Regions from separate parts of the Mus musculus genome. Here region 2 is linked to region 1. A link is a contact called in ENCODE Hi-C or POLR2A ChIA-PET data. All regions are on one chromosome and are shown on one strand. The core of a region is the stretch at or near the end of the contact, and the rest is flanking DNA. Distances in the headings are between cores, read along the strand shown.

The links. A loop is a pair of places that touch in the nucleus more often than their neighbours do. ChIA-PET counts read pairs that join two places held with the same protein, here RNA polymerase II (POLR2A).
Region 2: POLR2A ChIA-PET joins it to region 1 with 10 read pairs in embryonic stem cell. The contact joins the enhancer-like site here to the promoter of Dus3l in region 1. A Hi-C loop is called at or near these places in 2 of 37 maps with a recorded cell type or tissue (T-helper 17 cell and adrenal gland). POLR2A ChIA-PET finds 5 or more read pairs at or near these places in 3 of 5 experiments (Patski and embryonic stem cell).

What each region holds. Positions count from the first base shown.
Region 1 is chr17:56,763,159-56,766,629 of GRCm38, reverse strand. Dus3l (dihydrouridine synthase 3-like (S. cerevisiae)) reads right to left here and starts at 1,879. Exons shown (of 13, transcript NM_144858.2): 1 at 1,689-1,879; 2 at 838-1,105. The coding sequence starts at 1,774.
Region 2 is chr17:56,811,924-56,815,184 of GRCm38, reverse strand. The region is part of intron 1 of Rfx2 (regulatory factor X, 2 (influences HLA class II expression)); the gene reads left to right. Among named protein-coding and RNA genes, the nearest start is that of Rfx2, 17 kb to the left of the region's middle. Within about 2 kb of position 1,344, at least 1 of the 3 ENCODE cell types and tissues checked has a DNase peak (open chromatin) inside an H3K27ac peak, as active enhancers do.

The DNA of each region.
Region 1 (3,471 bases), core at 630-3,129:
TCAAGAACCCCAGCTGCTCTTGCACACCATCTGGATTTGATTTCCCAGCTCACAACCACCTGAAACTCCAGCTCCAGGACATACAAGACCCTCTTTAAAAGGTAAATTAAGGGGGCTAGAGAGATGGCTCAGAGGTTAAGAGCACTGACTGTTCTTCCAGAGGTCCTGAGTTCAATTCCCAGCAACCACATGGTGGCTCACAACCATCTGTAACGGGTGCGATGCTCTCTTCTGGTGTGTCTGAGGACAGCTACAGTGGACTCATATACATAAAATAAATAAATCTTTAAAAAAAAAAAAAGGGAGGCTGGTGAGATGGCTCAGTGGGTAAGAGCACCCGACTGCTCTTTCAAAGGTCAGGAGTTCAAATCCCAGCAACCACATGGTGGCTCACAACCATCTGTAACGAGATCTGACTCCCTCTTCTGGAGTGTCTGAGGACAGCTACAGTGTACTTACATATAATAAATAAATAAATAAATAAATAAATAAATAAATAAATAAATCTTTTTAAAAAAAAAAGGTAAATTGAAATAGCTGAGCACATCTTTAATCCCAGAACTTGGGAGTGCTCTCTGAGTTCAGGACCAGCCTAGTTTACAGAGTGAGTTCCAGGTCAGCCAGGGCTACACAGAGAAACCCTGTCTCAAAAAAACCAAAAATAAATAAATTCAAGTGTGATGTGTAGATAGGCTGAGGGTCAATGACTTTGAAGGCAGCACCAGGGGCCAAGGCAAGGCACTACTAGGTCGAGTCCCTGTAGGTCAAGGGTCATATATATTTGTCACAGCACAGCATCTTCAGACTTTAAGCCAAGCCTGTAGAGCCACCCCTCACCTGGAGGAAGGACGGGCAGAGCCTGTCCTTGTCGTAGTGTGCTGGCTTCACATGGGGCCGGCTTTTGTTTTGGCCACGGGCCCTCTTGGGCACCTGCCTTTCACGGGATTCAATTGCCACCTCTGTCTTCCCATTTTCCTGCCCATCTTCCAGGCGAATTCTTTTGGCCCCTGGCTCAGCTGGGTCTCCTGTGGGCACTTCCTGGCATGCACCCTCCTGCTTGTCTCCATCCAGATATTCGTGGAACCGTTCTTTGGTTGTGCGGTACCTGCCAGAGCGGGAGAGGCTCGATGTGCACAGGGAAAGGGGCTTGGGGGCTAATGCCAAGCTCACGTGCTCCTGCTTGCAGGAAGCTTTCCCTACTTAGAACCAGCCAGTTTTCACCCAGTGCCACGGGGACACCTGTTTTACACTTGAAGGAGCCATTTGTGTCTCTGCTCTGAGAACTGAATTGCCTTAAGGGTTGCGACACACAAATATCAATATCCTTGGTAGGCTACGAAGGAACTACAAACCCCAGCATGCTTGGCAGCGAGACTCAAGCTACCACCCTTCCCAGGTCTTTCGCTGCGAGCCATTTTTTTTTCCCTCGTGGAGACTACAAGCCCCACCATGCACCTCGGGCCCTGCTTCTGGTTCCCCAAAGCTGCCTATGTGCACAGCCGGCCTCATGGCTTGTGACAACCAACACATGTTACACTCGTGTGTCAGCAGAAGGTAGGTAAAGACTTTGGCGCCTCCGGGATGCCGCTCTCCAGGATGCCGCCACACCTCCCAGCATGCACCACTCGCACCCGCCACGGACGCCGGGAAGGCCACATCAGCTTCGCTGACGGGCGCCAGCGACTCACTGAGCTTTAATGGGCGCCACCCCCCGTTCGCACGCGCCAACCCCGGAGTCACCGCCACCACCGCTCTCCGCTGCCGTCTCCGCCATCGATGCCCCTCACACCAGCTCTGGAGTGTGGCAGGAAAGTCTTCCGGGTCGCTCGTGTCCTCTGGAGCCTACAGAAAGAAATGCGCACGCTCAGACTACAGCAATGCTGCTAAGGCGCGCGTGCGCACGACCGTGGGGGCGGGGGGGGGGGGGGCCAAGGCTGCGCAGGAAACGGAAGTGCTCAAGGGTCCCGGAGGGGTTCTTGTCGGTCATCCGTGGGTCACTCTTGATCCGTGGAAGTGAATCTGGGGGTGTGGGTGTGGGTGCAGCTCACACTCACCTACTCTGCTTCTGTCCCTTTTACAAACGAGTCTGTTATTTTATAATAAAAAACCGCAGCCCGAGCGGTGTTGCGCACGCCTTTAATCCCAGCACTGGGGAGATCGAGTCAGGTGAATCATGAGTTCGAGGCCAGCCTGGTCTATAGAGTGAGGTCCAGAACAGCCTGAGCTACTCAGAGAAACCGTGTCTCAGAAGACAAACAAAAAATACCAACAGCTTTGAAGGATCAAATGACTTCACGGGGACACGCTGTCCTTTGACAGTGCCCTTCGTGAGCCACTGTGGCCCATAAACGCGTGGCAATTTGAATTATTTTTATTGTACTGCCTTTTCTTTTCTTTTTTCTTTTTTTTTTTTTTTTTGAGACAGCGTCTCACTATGTAGCCCAGGCAAGCCTCAAACTCAGAAATCCTCCTGCCTCTGCCTCCCAAGTGCTGGGATTAAAGGTGTGTGCCAGCGTTACTTTGAAAGTGACATTTACTCATCTATTGTGTGTGTGTGGGTCTCCTGTGTGTCACCCTTATGTGGAGGTCATATGACAATGGGGGGCGGGGGTCCCTGCATCCCCATGTCGGTCCCGGGATTGAACTCAGCCCCTTGAGCCTGACATCAGGCACTTCTCCGATCCTGCAATTACTATTTTAATAAAAATGTGCTTAAACATGTAAGAACAGCACTTGGGTGGATCGGGAGGTAGTGTTTTGTTTTTGTTTTGGTTTTTTTTTTTTTGGGGGGGGGGGAGGGGGTCGAGACAGGGTTTCTCTGTATAGCCCTGGCAGTCCTGGTGTTTGAGGCCAGCCTGAGCTACATGTCTCAACCAAAGCCAAGTCAAACCAATCAGTATTTAAATTTATTTAATTCATGGAGATGGGGGTCTCACCCTGTAGCCCAGGCTGTCCCGCAACGCACGAACTAGACTCTGCTGGTTGTATAACATAAGGGGAAACAGGCCCAGAGAGGTAAAGCGATTAATTAGCCTTAGACCACAATAGCACCCTGTTTGCGCCATTGCTCTCTACCGTCCCTACTGGGCAAGATGGGAATAACAATGCATTTTAAGGCTGAGGCTCCTTTGTAGCGTCTACAATTGGGTTGTGATAAGGACACGCTCTTGGAAGAAACAGGGCTGCAAAGGGCAACGACAGAAACAAGATCCCTTCCTCAAAGCAACTCCGTCCTCTTCTGTGCAAGGCAACCCAGGCTGGCTTCCCGCAGGAGGCGTGACAGCCTGGCAGTTGATAACTGTGAAACCGTACAGACCGTTAACCATGAGGTGCAGCATTCATGGTGATGTGAATACAATGGTGCTGGATCCTTACGGGGAGCTCAGCAGCTAGTGAGGGTTTACTGTCCGCCAGGCCCGGTTCCAACCCTGAGCACAGACTAGCATCTGGGCCTCCATTTCTCCTCCTACC
Region 2 (3,261 bases), core at 95-2,594, 49 kb before region 1:
CAGGGCTGTTCCTCACATGGGCCTTAAAGGCCGCACCCTCGAGCCCAGCAGGGCCTCTGAAGTCACCCAATTCTTCTTAGCCATTGCTTCTCTCTGGGAGGGCAGAAGACAGAGTAGCAGTCCCTACTCTCCGTGGAGTCCTCTGGGACAGGGCCACCCTGAGCCACTGGTGTGTGCGGCTCCGCTCATGCTTGCTACCTTCTGTGGAGTCCAGGATGTTAGGCAACTGCTCTGATCTTGCACTTTTCTCAAATAGCTTAACCCCTGCTTCTTTGCCTAGAGAAGACTTGTGTGTGACTTGCTGCCTAAGGGTAAACTGAGCCCATCCTTCTTCCTGGTCCAGGACTGGGAAGGGTGGCAGCCGGCCTCAGGATCACTGGGAGCTGAGCGAAGCATTGGTTTGGGCTTCTAGCCTCAGAACAGATCTGGTGAGCTGCCGGTCCATCCTGGTTACTATAGAGAAGAAATTATTTGTCTTGCTGTTCAGGCCTCTGAAAATAATAGATTACATATTTGGAAGGGCTTTCTTTTTTATTTATTTATTTATTTTTATTTTAGATCTGCTTAACGTGAGATAGAGAAGTTGCCCCGGGGATGACATTGTTTGGTTTGGGAAGTATTCTCTGGGTTGCTGGGCAACGGGCGCTTGGAAACGGGAGTGGACTGCGTCGCCCCTGGCAACCGTTGTTACTCAGCAAACAATGAGGGCTGGGCACGCGGCGCCAGAGGCCGGCGCCCGGTTCCCATCCAGCATCTGCATGTGTTTTCTGATTAGATGATGTGGAGGTTCGCGGGAGGGGGTGGGGAGCTGGCAGGTAGCAGGCACCGAGAGTCCCACGGACTCTGATTTTAGTTTTCAGTGGAATTTTAAAGAAACTCTTTTTTTTTCCCCCCGAGACAGGGTTTCTCTGTATAGCCCAGGCTGTCCTGGAACTCACTCTGTAGACCAGGCTGGCCTTGAACTCAGAAATCCACCTGCCTCTGCCTCCTGAGTGCAGGGATTAAAGGCGTTTAAAGAAACTCTTAATTCCTGTGTTTCTAGGGTCTCTATCTGGGCCACTCTGATGGCTGACAAAGCAGAGCAGAGCCCCCAAAACACTCCCACTCGGGACGGGCTGGTGTTGGAACCTGAACCCAGAACACTCTGATCCCCTGTGCTGGGATCCCCCCTGACACTGGGATCCCAGAGTGATCTGATAGGGTACACCAAAGATGCTGGGGCAGGCTCACGACAGGTGCCTCTTGCAGGCCGCTTTCCAGCCCTGGCTGGATCAGGATCAGACCCACCGCCCTCCTACTCCTCCCTGTGGCTAGGGACAGGGACTATTTCCCAGGGCCCCGTTGCTGAGGTAAACACTGGCCTGAGTTCTGTTCAGACACCCTGCCCCCACAAGAAGCTATAAATCCAGACTTGGGAGCAGGGCTGCTCTGAGGGGATTTGGCTGCCACCTTTACTTGGGTCTCGGGTGCTCCCACGATGCACCCTGGAGCCTGTCACTAACTTCCTCTGTACATCACTCACCCCCTACTTTTCAGAAGACTATCATTTGATGCTGAGTGGCTACTGTCTCAGCGGTTTGTTTGTTTGTTTTTGAGCAGGGTCTCTCTGTGTAGCCCTGGCTGTTCTGGAACACAATCTATAGAGCAGGCTGGCCTCGAACTCAGAAATCCACCTGTCTCTGCCTCCCAAGTGCTGAAATTAAAGGCGTGCGCCACCACTGCCTGGGGGCCCAGTGTCCCAGCTATAGTGACTCAGCTTGTGTCTGGGACATTTAAAAGAATTTCAACAGGTTTCTGAACTTTCAGGGTTGCTCCCAGCACTGAATGTGACAGTGTCCTATAAAAATGGAAGCAAGCTCGGTGTATGAAAAACTGAAGGACAAGCCAGCAGCTCTGCTCCATCATACCCAACCCATGGCTAAGATCTAGTGCTCTCTGTGCAGTGGCACGTGCCTGTCACCCCAGTGATTGGGAGGCAGAGAGGAGAGAAGTAGAGTCCCTGGAGTCGAAGCCCAGCCTCACCGACATCATGAGCTTGGGTCAGCCTGGGCTGTGTGAGCTCCTGGCTTATAAGAGTAGACACACAGCACCTTTTTAGTGGATTATCTTACATGTTCTATTTATGTGAGTGTATGTATATCTTCACAGGCATGCCATAGCTCACTTGGGTGGGTCAGAGGGCAGCTTTTGAGAATTGGTTCCCTCCTTCCACCATGTGGATCTCAGGAATTGAATCAGGACATCAGAGCTCAGAGCCATCTCATTGGGCCTAACTGCTTTTTGTTTTTTAATTTCCCATGGAAGTGCTTGCTTTGCCACTTGAGTAAACACTAGCTATACCCTCCCCCATCATCACCAGTCTCAGAGCCCAGAAGATGCTGTGGGGCAGAGGGAAGACCTGTGAGCTGTGCTGTGACTGCCCACAGGCAGGAGGGATGGGGGACAGTGCCTCCTGCTCCATCTTGTCCTTGGCTGTCAGCTGCCATCCACAGTTTGGTTCCCCTGGTCAAGGTGCAGTGAGCAAGAGGAAGGGATGATGGGACCAGGACAGAGCACAGGTCCAGGTGGGCAGGAGGGAGTGGCGTAGCTTCAGGCCTCAGGGCTGTACACTGTGGAGGAACCCATAGTGAGGCATAAGGGAGTTAGTCAGGGTGAACATGCCTTGAGCCTCGTGTGCAGTGAAAACCAGAGCTAGCCAGTTTCCTGGGACCCAGGGTGCAGCTACAGACAGGCATCTGTCTACAGGGACAAAATGGTGCTGTCCTGGGAGTGACTGAGCCATGTTAGGTGGGCACTGTGTGTCTGTGCATGTCCATGTGACACCTCTGACACCCACTCCCTGAAGGCAGAGCACTGTCAGCCGCCAGCTCTACCCCAGTCCCAAGTCACCACCTTGGTAACTTCCGAGCACCCGGACATGACGGGTGAGTTTACTTTCCCCATGTAGACATAAAACCATGGCTCTCCACTCACATGGGGTGAGTTTATTCCAGAGCAAACTTGAGAATCCAGGAGCACAGAGTTAGCTGACCTCAAGTTCCTCATTTGAGCATGAAGGCTATTCAGTGGAGCTTTGCCATAATGGGACAAAGCAGTAACTGAGGATGCACTACGTTCCCTGCTGGAGACCCCAGTGTCAGCCACCGCACAGGACAGAAGTACAGCTGCGGGCCTCAGACACCCTGAGGACTCAGCCTCTGGGCTGGTGGTAACTGGGGTTCTCTAAGTGATAACATCCCAGAGGGTTTTTATCTCTAGTCT